2 separate regions of the Mus musculus genome follow, and region 1 is linked to region 2. Evidence: chromatin loops called from intact Hi-C (ENCODE). Cell type or tissue: left cerebral cortex. All regions are shown on one strand.

Region 1 (8,000 bases), 120 kb before region 2:
AGGCAAGTCTCTCCTGAGAGCTTAAACCAGTTACCTAAGTAATCACAACAATAAACTTGAAAGATTTCAAACAGCTAGAAGGATAAGAAGTAGGGAAGCATGAAGACAGAGGAGGTGACACTTAGGTCTATAACCTCAAGACTCTGAACCATATCTGGGAGGAGGGAATAGAATCACCAGCCCTCTGTGGTCTAAACTGGAAGCTCACAGTTCTTCCCTTTTTGTAATATTTTCATGAACCTTTAGAGAATTGTATATAGTTTATTTTGACCATATTGATTACTACCAGTAATGGGATCTACCAGTCCCACACCATGTCCTCTCTTTTGAAAAAACTGTCTCTCAGCAGCTAGCTGTCTTGATCCTCCAGCCCTGACAGTCTTTCCGCCCCTTTTCAGAGATGTTTTCTAAGCCTCACATGTTGGACTGTAGATGTATTAATTGGGGGTGAGCACCTAAAATACAGTTGATTTCTGTATCTCAACCAGTTGTGGTTTTCAGGAATGTTCTTGATTTCTATTACAGGTAGAACAAGAAGCACCAAGTCCTTATCCGAACCTCTGAGTACGTTTCCCCAAACTCTAACTCTATTCCTGGGTCTGCTATGCAATGCCTGCTCTGGGGGGGGCTTATGAAGGGCGGTAAGGAGACACACTCAGACAGAGGAAGCTGTTTGACTCTTCCTGTCCCTCCCAGTGTGGAAATTGCCCTCCTTTCAAGTTCCTTTAAGTAACAGTTCCACCGCTTTATGCAACCCAGTGAAGAGTCTGCTAACAAAAACCCAAGTTCACTCAGTTAAAAGCATGAGGACAATCCTGGGGCCAGGTGAAGCACTTACAAAACAGTCTAGGTTAATAACCTTAGAGGGTGGCCTCAGTCTCTTAAACAACCAGAGGAAATGCACTGACTTCCCAGAATCCTCCCACATGGAGGACTCCGTGAATGCTTGGCCTGAATCCCTCCCCACCCACCCTCCCCACAAAAAAAAAAAAAAAAAAACAAATGCCCTGAGTCATGCTCCTTCGAAACTTAAGGTTTTGTGTTTCTGTTTTAGCCGGCAACGCTGGAGACATCTGTAAGTTCCTCTCTGCATTTGATCCTCAGCAGCTTTGCCTCACTACACAGAACAGCTTTGACATTTACTGCCCTGGCACCTCTATTTCCTCCTGTGACCACTGCCCACTCTTCCCCTTCCTTCCCTGCTCTTGACATACTGGGCGCCCCTGTGAGATAGAACCCCTCCCAAACCTGCAGTACCAGCTGCAAAGGGAGACTTGTCAGGGACAGACAGACTAGCAAAACGTAGAACTGTCTCTCTTCTTAAAGCTCCAGTGACACTCGAGGGAAAAGACTAACACGGTGTCCTCCTCAGCAATGGAGAGAGGGCTCCATGGCATTCAGAGAGCACCAGCCTATAGATGGAGGGTCCCCACACCATCAGTGATGGTTTGTGGGAGGAGTGAAGAGTGTGGTGTGGTGTGGTGTGTGTGTGGTGTGGTGTGGTGTGGTGTGCTGTGGTGTGCTGTGGTGTGCTGTGGTGTGCTGTGGTGTGTGCTGTGGTGTGTGCATGTGAGCACAAGTCTAGAAGAAGGGCCTGGAGACTATTGCAGGTGGCATTGTAACAATCATCTGTCAGGAGCTATGTGATGCAGAGCAGGAGACATGAGGACAGCTGATAGGACATTTGATCAGTCCCCTGCAGCCCCAGGGGGGAATCACCTTAGATTCTGATGGAGATACCGAACCTCAGCCTGGTGTCCACCCCTGGCCTACTAATCAGACCCTGTGTTTGTCAAGGTCACTGGTTTGTCAAGGTCACTGGGTGATTTACACATACATTAAAATTTGAGTTTCATCATGCTATAGGATCTGAATCTTCTGCACTTAGAAAGGAAATAAAAGCAGAGCACGGTTGACCCCAACTGAGTCAGCTTCTCCATCCCTGTGGAGTCTCCACACAACAGCATGTGACTAACAAGAAAAGTGAACCTCCTTGGGGCTTAGTGGATTTGTTAAAGTGTCTGCTCAGATTTCTGAGGCTGTTCATACCTAGAATAGGTTAATCCTGAAAGCAAGAGGAAAAAGAATGTCAGAGTCAGGGCTCATGAGTCACACCCTGCACAAGGAGAATGCTATTTTGCTGAGCACGGGAGTCTAGGCTCTGGATTCCTTCACCCACAATCCCTGCCTAGAATAGCTTCAGTCTGTCTCATACCACCATGGCAAGCCAGGTTACTCTGGTGAACAAGGATCTAACTCATCACAAAGATAGGAATTCCAATGTCTCCTTCAGAAGATGAGGCCATAGACTCTAGCTAAACAGTTGGAGATGGCCAGCTAACAGGAAAGCGATAGGTATGTTGACATCGCACTTACTCTCCCCGGGAGGGGGCTGACCCCAGCTCGTGCTGCCCATCGGAGTGAAAACGGCACTGTTGGCTTTGGTTTTGGAATTTCCCAAAAAGAATTTTGATGCAAACTGTTTACCTCTGCTAGAGAACTAACTGATTTTGGTTTATTTTTCCAATATTTTAGCTGGAACCATTGGACCTATAAGTGAGTTCTTTTTTTAACCTCTTTGTCCTTCTATGAGATCTGGGATCCTACCCTCTTTGTACCCCACCTGCCCCAACTCTTGTCTGGAAGGATTTTCCATGCATGTTTCCTGATCACATTAAAAGTTTAGAGCACTTCCTGATATCCAAGACCTAAGACAAGGTGTCATGAAATATCACTGAGTTTAAGAAAAGGGAACGTCTGGCTGGAGAGATGGCTCAGCAGTTAAGAGCTCTTCCAGAGGTCCTAAATTCAATTCCCAGCAACCACATGGTGGCTCACAACCATCTATAATGGGATCTGATGTGTGTCTGAAGACAGTGACAGTATACTCATGCATAAAACAAATAACTTTAAAAAGAAGAAAAGACAAGGGAACGTCAAGTAGTTCTTACATCTTTATTTTATTGTCATTTTATATTTTTATTAAATATTTATTTGTTAAGATGGGTGGGTCCTCGATAACTTGCTCTGATGGAAAGTCTCTGCTCTCTCTGAGATAGCTGCCATCTTTGTATTAGCGCTACCCCACCCTCACCCCCATTGAGTTGCTTTGTGATTTCTTTGGTGAATATTGGTGGCATGCAGATTCTGCAACTGTCAACCACATTGATACACTCTTGTTCCCATTACAGTGCAGTTCTCGGCACCTATTCGTGAGTATTTGTCCTCCACTCTAGCCCTGTGCATAGCAAACCTGCAGAGGTGTGAGTGGACATACCTCCTTACAGTTTGCAAAGAGGCCATGCATGCCATGCAGTGACCTATCCCACAAGCTGACTTAATAAAAGAACACTAGGGGGCAGTATAGTCACCCCTCAGAAAAGGAAATTATATTTCTCAAACCATAAGTCTCTAAGGAAACACAAGAAGAGAAATATATGCATTACAAACCCCACATCGTCTTTCTTGATTGTCTAAGGCAATTCATCACAGAATGAAAAGAAGCCTCCAGTCTTACATGTTCCCAGTGTTGTGCAATTGGAGGGCTGCCTATGACTAGCAATACAAGCCACCCTGGGTTTTCCTAGCATTTCCATGCACAATGTTGAAAGATGGGTATTCAGTTATTAGGTATTACCTTCACATCAATTAAGCATAATGATCTCTCTCCCCATCTCTCTAGCCGGAGCTACAGGACCTATCAGTAAGTTTATTGTCCCTTCTAAACTGTAGAGCTCATGCTTTTTCTGTGACAACTAACAGGTATTCTCCTGCTCTTCATGGTGGAGTCTCAAAGGTCTCATTGTGTCATTTTCTTCGCCTTTTTGTTTCTCCTCCCCCTGGCATGTCAGTGGGTCACCTCTGGGTTGTGAATACTGACAAAGCAGAGACAGAACCCCCATAGAACCAACAAGGGGCTCACCAACATCATGCCACACAAGAGTGTGAGGGAGGACAGTGGGAGGGGAAAAGAGTTCCAGCAGGGAGGGTTTGTCTAGTCCTTTGCAAGGGTTTAAGTTAAACCTTGGGCACCCACATCCCAGGGGGACTGTTGGGCAAAGGTCTTTTCCCTGCCTGAGCTTGTTCGAGCACTCATAGCAAGGGAACGAGCTTGCTATAGCCTCCATTAGGCTCGAAGTTCAGACCCCAGCTGAGGAGGCACATAGATGAGGGCAGTCAGAGCTCAGGACACCTGCTAACTTCTGTTCTGTTTCTTTCCAGAACTGACTCAAAAAACCTTCCGTAAGTCACCTGCGTCTCCGTTGCACCTCTTGACCCTCAAGAGACTTAGGGTAGCTGTTCGTTTTCATGCCAATCATCTGTACCCATAGACCCAAAGACAGAGCACTCCCACTGCTTGATCATCGTTTTCCAGAGCTCCCCAGGGTAGCAGTAAACCAGGCTCCACAGTAAAAGGATATTAACTATGGCAGTGGAACCCAAAGTGAAAAAAATCAGCCTATGGGCTGCCTCTTCCTGACCCACTAGTCCTTATCCAGCCCTACGGAGCCAGCACACAACAAAGACTTTCAATAGAGCCCCGAAACCCTCATGGCTTCCACGAATTTTGTTCATCCTGTAAGTGATGGAAACATCAAACTTCTTTTGACTTCCAAGTTCTCAGATGACTTTTCTCCAGGACAGTCAGCTTCTATTGTCGCCAACTTCCATGGCAACTGTGACTTCCCTGATTTACATTTTTCCACAGAAACACTATAAGGAGTGTCTGGGTGCCAAGAAAAAGTTGCTCATCTTATAGCTTTATGAATTGAGTCCTAGACACACATAAACTTTTTTTTTTTGCTCACCATTTTATAGTCTTACGAACAAAAATTAAGCTTTGTTTTGAATTTCACGACCACGCCATGGATGGCTAACTCTGTAACATCTCTTTGCCGTTTACATTATTTCCCTGGACCTCAAAATGCTGACTGTGGTGAAGATAACATAGGTAGGCCTCACAGCTGACCTTAATAAAGAAGACTCTTAGTCCTTCTGCTACCGTTGCTGGGCGTCACAAGCAGGTTACAGAACATGCTGAACTGGAGAAAGAACAGGCCTAACAGAAGAGAAAGCTTAAAAGCAACCACAAAGTAAAAGAGAAGGAAGATGGCAGCTAAAGAGAGAAAGAAAAGCAAAGCTGGACAAACAGAAGAGAAATGGGAAGAAGAGTGAGGGAGACAGCAGGTGGGAGATCAGACACGGCTGAGAACAGGAAGAATAGAACAGGCACACACGGCGGTACAAAGATGGAGACGAAGGAAAATGGAGGAAACAGAGTATCTTGTACCCATGTGAAGGTCATGTGGCTGGCTGGCATTAACTTAGCAGATATTCTAAAGCTCTACCACAAGAACAAGGGCATACACTCACATGTGCTTGTGTGTGCGTGTGTGTGTGTGTGTGTGTGCGCGCGCACGCACAACATACACATACACACACACACACACACACACACACACACTTGCTATAGCAGTTTGAATATGCATGGCCCAGGGAGTGGCACTGTTAGGAGGCGTGTGGCCTTGCTGGAGGAAGTGTGTCACTGTGGAGATGGACTTTGAGACCCTCCTCCCAGCTGCCTGGAAGACAGTCTTCTGTTGTTTGTCTTTGGAACAAGAAGTAGAACTCCCAGCTCCTCCAGAGCCATGCTTGCCTTGATGATGCCAAGCTTCTCACCATGATGACCGTGAACTGAAACTCTGAACCTGTAAGCCACACATACATGCACACATACATGCACACATACATACACACACAGAACTGCTAAATTATGTTGCAAAATACTCCAAATTCTAGCTTGTCTAACTGCTCAGAGCCCAGGGGATCTGGAAAGCCATGTTCAGATGGGTCAGTCACAGACATTTTCCATCATAAGCACCATGGCTTGAGACAGTGGGAAAAGTGGGGGGGTCTTGACCTGACTCTGAATTCACAGGATTATGGTAGCCGTCTGATACAGCCTACTCAGTGTGTCCTCAGCAGGAGAAAGCTGCCAGCCAGCAGGACAGCAGCAGCCAAACCCCTTCCTGAGAGTTGTCCTCACTGTGGACTCTGCAAAGCTCAAAAGCCACCTCAGAATATTCCCTTCCATGGTCCAACCAACAAAACAGAAGCTTCGCTGTCCTGGAAAATTCCCCCCACAGATCCTCGAGGCCCTGAGTACACAAATCTACAGAAATCCCACAAGAGGCATGGCCACAGCTTCTGAGCAGGTGTCTGTAGTTATCCATTCTGGATATATGCTACCCACCAAGGCTCCTTCCTACATAAGCAACACTGAGAACGAGGTGATGGGTTTCCAGTCTTCAGATTGCCGAAGCAGCATCAACTGAAAGCCAACTCTTCATTAAAAGCAGAAGGCTCCGCTCACTCACTGTTCAGACTCTGAAGCTAATCAAACTCAGACAGCAGACCCAACCATTAGCCTCCAAATAGCTAGAAGCTGGGAGAGGGATGAACAGGGCCCTCACCTACTACACCTTTATGCCCCTGGGACATAGTAGGCAGTGACTCAAAAAAAAATCTGACTCAATGCCAGTTCCTCATATAAGCTGGCAGAGGGGGAAGCACGGTTCTGTCTTTCTCTACTGTTCCCTATGCCCACAGCAGCCCCACAGTGAGTGTTGCCTGTGCTTTTGTTCATAGTTTGCAGACTGACCTAGCTCTCCACAATCTCAACACTGTCCCTGCACCCATGCTCTGCACCGCCCCCCCAATAAAATGCACACACACACACAAAACTCTTCAGCAAAAACATTCAAACTAATGTCAATTCTAATTTCTTTTCAGTGCAAACTCCTGGACCTATTGGTGAGTGAAAATGCCCTGGTTCATTATTAGTGACTTTCTCTGACTAAGACTTTGGCTTCCAACTGTTCACAAATTCTGCTCGTTGGCCTGGCTTTTCCTTGTATCATTACCATCCTCCTTAAAGACTAGTCATATTTTAGAAAATGGGGATCCCACGGCCTTAAAATTAGCATTAAGCAGCATGCAATCATATACTTACGATTGTAAGGATATGTCAAACATTGGGAGAGTTTCCAAGGCAAACAAAATGGTGAAGCGGATGGGGGAAAGCTTAAAGGGTAGGCACAGATATAAAAGGGGGCTGGCGAAGAGATGCACATGTGCCTGATAGGATGGGGGTGGAAGAAGGCAAGGAAAGGCTACCCCTAAGGATCTCACCTGTAGTACCTACACAAAAAGCAAGAATGAGGAGGCAGCCCCTGCTTCTAGCTAAGTCTACAGAAAGGCTGGGTGTCATGGGGACGATTGATGCTTACTGTTGGAGTCAGTGCCGCCTAGAAAGGCTGCTATCTGCACACTCCTTTGGAAAACAGTTTGCCTTCTTTCTGTCTAATCACAATCATTTGTATCTATTTACAGTACAATGTATGGATTCCAGTGGTAAGTCCCTTATGGGTTGTTTTGTTGTTGTTATTGTTATTGTTGTTTGGGGTCTTGTTTTGTTTTGTTTTGTTTTGTTTTTCTCTCTGGTGTTCCTTGCCCTTGCATAATGTTCAGATGGCCTGGCCTGTTGCTCCTCTTGGTGGTTTTTGTTACCACAGTATGATGGTTTAAATGTGTTGCTGTGCTTCCCGCTTTGTGCTTGCTAAGAATTCTCTAGAGCTATACATTAAGAGAGGGGCTGCAAAGATGGCTCAGCAGTTAAGAGCAATTGCTGCTTTTGCAGAGGACCCAGGTTCTGTTCCCAGCACCCACATGGAGCTCACAACTGTAACTCCAGCCCCAGAGGATCCAGTACCACCTTCTGGTCTCTGCAGATGCCAGCTACACACATAGTAACCAGATATATTTACATGCAGATAAGATACTCATACACAAAAAATAACTAATGAAAGAAAAAGAGCAAGGAAATGTTCACTTAACATCGTGATATGCTCTGAAACATATTAACACATGATCAGCAGTAGTCAGAAAAATTTTCTCAAGCACCAGAGAAAGATTCAGACGTTCTAAGAGGGCTCAGGAGT
Region 2 (8,000 bases):
TTCTGAAGGTTTTCTTGTGGTGTCCTTGTCCCTTCTGGCTCCTACAATCCTTCTTCTCAATCATCTGCAGGATTCTCAAAGCTCAGCCTAATACTGAGCTGTGGGTCTCTGCATCTGTTTCCAGCACTTGCTGGGTGAAACCGCTCTGATGAAGGTTATGCTAGGCTCCTGTCCACAAGTATAGCAGAGTATCATTAATACTGCCATCAATAATAGAAGGGTGGGCTCCTCTAATGACTTGGATCGCAAGCTGTGCCAGTCGTTGGTTGGCTCATCTCTCCAATTCTGTTCCATCTTTACCCCTGCACATCTTGTTAGGCAGGACAAATTGTGGGTCTAAGGTTTTGTGGCTGGATTGGTGTCTTAATTCCTTCTTTTGCAAGTCTTACCTGGTTATAGGAGGTGGCTGTTTCAGGTTTGATAACCCCCATTGCTAGGAGTCTTGGCTATGTCACCATAAGAAATTCTTGGTAGTTTCCAGTGCCTCTGGTATCTAGCTTATCACAGAGATGTTGGTGTCCCCCAACTTCATTCCAGTTGTCTCTCTCAGTGCTGTCTTCCTCCAATCTCTCACAACCTGATCCTTTATATTCTCATTCCCACCCACCCCACCCCTATACAGTCCCCACGTCCCCATCCCACCCACACCCACCCACCTTGTATATTCTGTTTCCCCTTCTCAGTGAGATTCCTATGGCCCTCACTTGAGCCCTCCTTGTTACTTAGCCTCTCTGGATCTGTGGACTGTAGCATAGTCATCCTTTACTTACTGGCTAACGTGAGCGCATACCATGTTTGTCTTTCTGGGTCTGGGTTACCTCACTCAGAATGCTCCCTTTTAGTCCCATCCATATATCTGCAAATTCCATCATGGCATTGTTTTTGTTTGTTTCTTTGTTTTGTTTTGTTTTGTTTTGTTGGTTTTTCGAGACAAGGTTTCTCTGTATAGCCCTGGCTGTCCTGGAACTCACTCTGTAGACCAGGCTGGCCTCGAACTCAGAAATCCGCTTGCCTCTGCCTCCCAAGTGCTGAGATTAAGGGTGTGTGCCACCACTGCCCGGCAATGTCATTGTTTTTTATTATTATTATTATTAGATATTTTCTTCGCTTACATTTCAAATGCTATCCCCAAACTCCCCTATACCCTCCCCCCGCCCTGCCCTCCAGATGGCATTGTTTTTAATAGCTGAGTGATACTCCATTGTGGAAATGTACCACATTTTCCTCATCCATTCTTTGGTGAGATACATCTATTTCCAATTTTCAGAGAAACTGCCAAAGTTTCCAAAGTGACTGTACATGTTTGCACTCCCACCAGCAATGGATGCACTGGTTCTGCATCTGTGACAACATGAGCTGTCACTTGAGTTTTGAGGTAGGAAGACACATCTCTAATCCAGACAATTTCAGATGAAAAAAACCACTTCTAATCTGGTCCACACCTTCTGCTGGAAACCTACATAAAGACATGGAAGAAGGAAGCGTTGGTCTCTGCCTGCCTGCTCTCGCCTTTCTAGTAAGTCCACTGGCATCAGAGCCTACTTCTTTGGGATTCCAACATGGACTAAAGACCATCTGAGAAACATTCAGCCTTGTGGATTGAACAACTATGGGATTTGTGGGCTTTCGAGTCACAGGCAGCCATCGTTGGATTCGCTGGACCACAGCCTGGAAGTCATTCTAATAAATCCCCTTTGTCCTCTCTCTCTCTCTCTCTCTCTCTCTCTCTCTCTCTCTCTCTCTCTGTCTGTCTCTTCCTATAAATGCTGTTCCTTTAGAGAACCCTGGTGTCTACACACAGCCACCGCAGCAGGAGTAACAAGGGGACAACTAAGGAGCCCCAGAGAGGAGCCAAGGCAGAAACCACAGGGAGCACAGATGCTGAAGGAGAGGGACAGAAGGAGTGGACAGGAAGCCGGGGCTGAAGACAGACAGACTGCCTTGAAGATCCAACAATGACAAACTGCCCACTCCAGTTTGAGCTCTGAAAACCACCAAGCCTCAAGAGCCAAGGCTCCTGGGGCTGGAGAGACCGCTCAGAGGTAAGGAGGACCATTGCTCTTTCAGAGCACCTGAAGCCCTGGAGCCAATCATAAGTACAGCCGCAGGGCACTGATGCCCACTTAGCCCCCTATTAACCTACACTCACACTTGCAAAGATCCACACCTAGGCACAACCATATATACATAATTTGAAAATAAAATCAATCTTTCTTCAAGAGTCAAGGCTCCTGGCACTGCAGGCCCGAGGCGTGTGGCAGTGTGGTACTAACTGTGATTGGAGCTGAGGACACAAACACCCAGAGACCACCTTGGGGCGCGAACGCCACTGTGCTCCCTGGTGCTGCTGCCAATCTCTCCCACTGGAAGCTGGGTGTCTCACAGCTGTCAAGTGCTGGAATGGCTACTAGCTGAAGAACAGAGCAAACACCAGGTGTGGTATAGAGCTATCATCCCCAGGACTCAGGAGGTAGAGACAGGAGGATGAGGAGCTGGGTCCAGGTCATCCTCATTTACAATGAAGCCAAGGCCTTGTGCAGCCCAGGGAGGGAGATTCTAACAGTCCTGGCATGCTGGCCTTGACCTCTCCTACCACAGAGCCTCCGTGAAGGAATGGCCACAGGCAAATACCCAGGCACATGCTCACAGTCACTGTTCTGAAACCTTCTCTTTTGTTCCTGTGGGGGGCTTTGGTGTAAGATGGAGGCTTAGCAGTGTATATATCCAGGGCTACAGGATCACAGAGACAAGCTCTGACAGGAGTTAGGTCTTCCACCTACAGCCAGGTGAGCTCAACAGAGGACCGCCAGAGCGGGTCATCAATGTGGGAAGTGCTCCAAGGATCTGAGGGGAGGAGGGGACACTGGCTCAGATTTGAACTTTAACTCAAGAGCTTTCCTTTGATGTCATGTCTGCATTTGTTTTGTATAATCTCTGTATTGTGGTACATATTTTTGAACGTGAGTTTCAAACATCATATTCCTTTTTTAATATTTTTAATATTTATTTATTATATGTAAGTACTGTAGCTGTCTTCAGACACTCCAGAAGAGAGCATCAGATTTCGTTACAGATGGTTGTGAGCCACCATGTGGTTGCTGGGATTTGAACTCAGGACCTTTGGAAGAGCAGTTGGCAATCTTAACCGCTGAGCCATCTCACCAGTCCCAAACATCATAGTCTTAAGGAGTGTTTAAAAGGAGTTGGAAGAACAGCACATCTCAGAGGGGGACCAGAGCCTGGCAGGACCCAGCAAGAGGCTACCCCAAGGGTAGTGCTAGGTGCTAGGTGAGGTGCTGGAGAGATGGCTCAGCCATCAGGCACGCTCTTTCAGAGGATCCCAGCACCCTTGTCAGGTGCTTTCAACCACCTGTAACTCCAGCTTCAGTGCCTCCAACTCCCTCCGGGGCCTCGGCTGGAAACTGTACACATGTGACACACACTCATGAAGATGCACACACATACACATAGGTAAAATTAATACATATGGGTTCGTTTTTATTATGTATCATTATGCAATATATTTATACGTATGCCCTCAGAAGTCTTGACTGGGCTTCCTCGCCCTCTGCTGCCCCCTTGTGGCCAGAATGTGACAGTTCCCAGAGGTCATGAGCTCTCTGTGGAAAGAATGGCAATGTGACCAGGTCATGGGTCCAAGGAGAAGTCTATTTGTCTGTCCTAACTGTCCATCATGATTGTGGAAAGTTGAATGGCAGAACCCTGGTGATCAGAGATCCTTTATAGCAGACAGACTCTCTTACTGCACCAAGCTAGACTCTGAGGACTTAAGAGAGCAAGCTGACCCAAGGCCATGAGAGACCATGGAGACTCACCCACCTCACCATCACCACCATTGAGAAAGACCAGAGATTGATGTCAACCAAACATGCCAAAGAGAGCAAACTGTGAGGAGACAGGACAGCTCAGTCAGGTAGTCAGCTGCAAGACCTTGCTTCCTCCAGAGGCAGGGAGAGCACTCTGGTTCCACAGCCCCCTACACTCAGCAAGTGTTTGGGGAAAACTCAACAGAGTGGTCGAAAGCCAGACAAGCTGTGCAGATACGCAAGCCCTTTGGGTCCCTGGGATGGAACTTGAAGACATTTACTGAGGGCCAAATGGTTTTGAGGTCTGTTTTGTTTTGTTGCTTATTTTATTTCTTCCTGTCAGTCATGCTGAGGAAACTCATATATGCTTACGAACATTTAGACTTACGCATGTGTGATTTTCTTTTAATTCCTTCCTCATATTAGGTGCCAGTGAAATTACTTTCCATCCATAAAGAATAAAAAACTCATCTGCAGTATCTTCAACTTTTGCCTATTTACGTGATTGCTGCTAGATTTAAAACAGGGTTTCGCAAGCGGTCCATGACCTCGTCTGCCCAACAAAGACGGTTCAAGTCTATTCTTAGGGTGTGACAAATCTTCCTGAGAACGAGATAACCCCAAAAGCCTCCCAGCCATGGGTCTCCCAGGACATAACTGATACTCAAAGGACCCAGGGACCCTTAGGGACGAGCTCATTCATCTCTCCCAATCCTTCCTTCACCCAACACAGACTCCCTGACCCAGGCTGGCCCTGCCTCCTGTGCCGAAGCCAAAAGGCATGACATTCAAAGGTACTGGCTTAGCTCACTGACCAGGGCAGGGGCACCATCTGGTTGAGGGACACTCCATCCCACCTGGTTCTCAGCCCTAAGGAACAGGGCATTTCCCTGAACCACCCTTCTCCCTCCTAGGACAGACTTTCCGGAAGACATCTATACTATTGAAGATAAGCACCGTAGGAGTTTAGCTGATGTGATGGAAGTTGATTCTCTTCTGTACCTGCTGGCCATGCAATACAAGCAGAGCTTGGTTCCTTTGTATGCAGAGGAGAGGGAGCAAGCAGGGTACGATGACCAGTCTCCACTGACAACTAGACTGGATGGTGAGTCGCCCAGGAGACACACACCTCTGTGAGAGCCCGTTAGGGTGTTTCCGAGGATACGTAACTGAGTAGAGAAGAGCCACCCTGAAAGCAGTCACCCTGTCCCATGAGCCAGGGCAGCCAGCAGAAGAAATCAGGAGGAAGTGAGCTGAGCTTGAGCATCCATTTTGCTTCCTGCCTGTGAGCAGGATGTGACCAGCAATCACGTTCCTGATGTCTTCCTTCTCCGCTGGAACAGACTTTATCCCCTCAGACCTTGGGCTGAAATAAAGCTTTCCTTCCTTCCTCAGGTTGCTTTGCTGGGGTATTTGGTTAGAACAAGAAAGTCACCCAGCTTTCAGTGGCTCGGGAAAGCAGAGAGGGCTGGCCACTGTGGCAGTGCTAGCTGACCTTAGCATCCCGTCCCCCACAGAGACTGAGACACAGAGGCTTGCCTTCAGGATGACTGCATGTCAAAAGAACGGATCTTGGGCCTTCGAGGGGTGTTTCTGAGTTGACACATGTGCGGTTACAGGGACAGCCTGTTACAGGGACAGCCTGTCTTTGCAGGTCAGGACTGTTAGGTGCCGGTTGGGGCGAGCAGTAAATTATCCTGGCAGCTTTGAGCTTCCCAAGTCTGCACTTTAAAGGGATCTGGGTCATCGGAGGGACATGGCCTTCTGCTGCTGCGATCCATTGAGGCCGGGGTGGGAAGGCAGAGTTCTGCGGTTCTCACTGTCCTGAGGGACCAGCACCGTGAGGTCAGCCCCAGAACTCTCATCCCCTAGGGGCCATGTCTCAGCCTCCATGAGGCCAGAGCAGCAGGCACCTCACATGAGGTGTGGGTGATTCCCCTGTAAGGAATTGCGCTGAGACAGCTTAAAACCCTCTCTGAGTGGGGAAAAGGTCACCTAGGAACTTAGGTAGGGAATATGGCTCACTTCTGTTAATAAAAAGGGCCGATCCCAGTCATTACACAGACTGCGTTTCTCACTCCTGGCTTAGTAGAACAAGGTCCTGCATAACAGTCCCCCACCTCCGAGTTCCTTTGCACTAATACATCATTCCCCCAGAGATGAAGCCACCGGGCGTGGCTGAGGGAGGAACTCAGTGATGCCTACGCTTTTCCACTCACAGTCCATTTTACCCCCAAGACGTTTAGACTACTGAGATTGTAGAAGCATAGAAAATAGGTATATTTCACCCAAATCATTGTCTACAGATGTTATATTCTAACCACTGAGTCCCTCACCCCGTCACCCCTTAACTAGTCTCTTCTGATGCACAAGCCGGCAGCAGTCTAGAGAGAGGCATAACTTAGAATCCATGTGTACCAGGACAGGACACCGCAAGCCACATTTGTCCCAAGGAAAGAGATGGCATTCGACTGTTCCGTATAACAGCCACGAGCCAGCTGGTTCTGCTTAAATCCATTTAAATTGAAGAAAACTGAGGAGGAGGTGCAACTCAGTGGTAGAGCACTTCACTATGGGCAATGCCCTGAATTCTGTTCCCAGCACTGAAACAAAGGCTGAGGTAGACTGTGCCTCACAAGCGCATAGTCCTAGGTTCAAACCTTAGCACTGCATAAACCAGGAATGGTGTTACTAGGTGATAGCAGGACCAGGGATGCAGAAAAAAGGATCTGAAATACAGCATCATCCTAAGCTCCTCCATGAGTTCGAGGCCAGCCTGGGCTACATGAGCTCCTGTCTCAAAAATAAATCAAAGGGGCCTGGAGAGATGGCTCAGAGTGCTGGCTTCTCTTCCAGAGCATGTAGGTTCGATTCCCAACATGGCGATTCATAACCATCTATAGCTCCAATTTCAGGAGCTGTGACACCCTCTTCTGGCCTCGTCGGGTAGTAGTAGGTGCACAAACACCCAGGCAAACACCCAGACACATAAAATTAGATTTTAAAAAGGTAATGTTGAATTGAGTATATATAGGCTGGAAATGTGGCTCGGAAGGTTTGCCTTGGGCATAGAGTCTCGGGTTTGCTCCCCAGCTCCCCAGCACCTCACAGCCCAGGTTGTGTAACCCTGGAGTCCCAGTGACTGGGAGCCAGAGGCAGAAGGATTGGTGCGAGGTCATCCTCAGGTTAAGTGTGAGATGAGCTACAAGAGATCTTGCCTCAGATAAATTAAAATCCAAAACTCAGGGCCCTCAGTCTGCAGTCTCCGACAGAAAACATTTCCATTCCCTGGACAGAAAGATTCACTGGGCAGTGCGGGGAGACTGACCGGCTCCTGGGTCCTGCAGGAAAGGGTGCGGAAATGCCAGCTCCTGGGTCCTGCAGGAAAGGGTGCGGAAATGCCAGCTTTTGTCTGGCACCACTTCCTTTTCTGTTTACAATAAAATTGAATGGCCTTTTCTGAAGAGCCTCGATAATTTTTGATGCATTGAAAATACTTCTGTAGAATTCCTGGGACACAGGAGAAGCCATGGGAGTGGTCAGGGGACCTCGCCAAACTTGCTTTGCTGAGAAGTAAACCCCTTCTCAAGAAGGCCCGAAGTGGGAGGTGAGGCTTACAGTACCATGCTGGTGCTTGAGAGACAGAATGAGAGTCAGGGGGCCATGAGTTCAAGGTCAATGATCCACACTACACGGGGAATCTGAGGGCACCCTTGCCTCCAGGAGACTCTTTAGGGCTGGGGAGACGACTCTGGTTAAGAGAGCTTGATGCTCAATAATGAGGACTGGAGTTTGAATCCCAGCTGCCTGTGACTCCAACCCTAGGAGAGCCAACACCTTCTGAACCCCTCGGGTGCCCACACTCACTTGTGCACATACTTAGGTGCATATGCACACCCATAGACACTTACAAACAGGAAACAAGTCTTTAAAAAATGCAATGATCGAAATGTAAAACTCCATAGGTTGGCTTTAGAGCAGAATGGAAATTACAAAGGAAAAGGGACCATGAACCAAAAGGTAAGGCACAAATCAACTTGATTGGAAGAACAGAAAGAGAAACGGTCTGGAAATATGGGAGCCAACACAGCGTCATAAGGGAAGTAGAGAGCAAGGTGCTCCACACCTCACCGAGAGTGCAGCGGATACTGCCCTCCTGTGGGTATTTAATGG

Evidence for each region. Hi-C counts contacts between places; a loop is a spot of excess contacts. Peaks named below come from ENCODE experiments on the same cell type or tissue, not always from the same donor. Only the 100,000 strongest peaks of a DNase experiment are listed, where the experiment ranks them.
Region 1: it touches region 2 in a loop (7-fold over the local background); 28 of 42 quality-filtered maps call a loop at or near these places.

The regions. Positions count from the first base shown.
Region 1 is chr17:34,436,646-34,444,645 of GRCm38, forward strand. BC051142 (cDNA sequence BC051142) reads left to right here. Exons shown (of 20, transcript NM_001001177.2): 7 at 4,222-4,242; 8 at 6,793-6,813; 9 at 7,393-7,413. Among named protein-coding and RNA genes, the nearest start is that of Btnl4, 35 kb to the right of the region's middle. In left cerebral cortex, a CTCF peak has its summit at 3,354 (motif pointing right); DNase peaks (open chromatin) are centred at 714, 1,062, 1,608, 2,105 and 2 more places.
Region 2 is chr17:34,552,097-34,560,096 of GRCm38, forward strand. It overlaps Gm31560 (a long non-coding RNA gene), which reads left to right. Exons shown (of 4, transcript XR_003952414.1): 3 at 1,779-2,042; 4 at 4,742-5,217. Among named protein-coding and RNA genes, the nearest start is that of Notch4, 8.2 kb to the right of the region's middle. In left cerebral cortex, CTCF peaks have their summits at 3,576 (motif pointing left) and 7,985 (motif pointing left); a DNase peak (open chromatin) is centred at 3,588.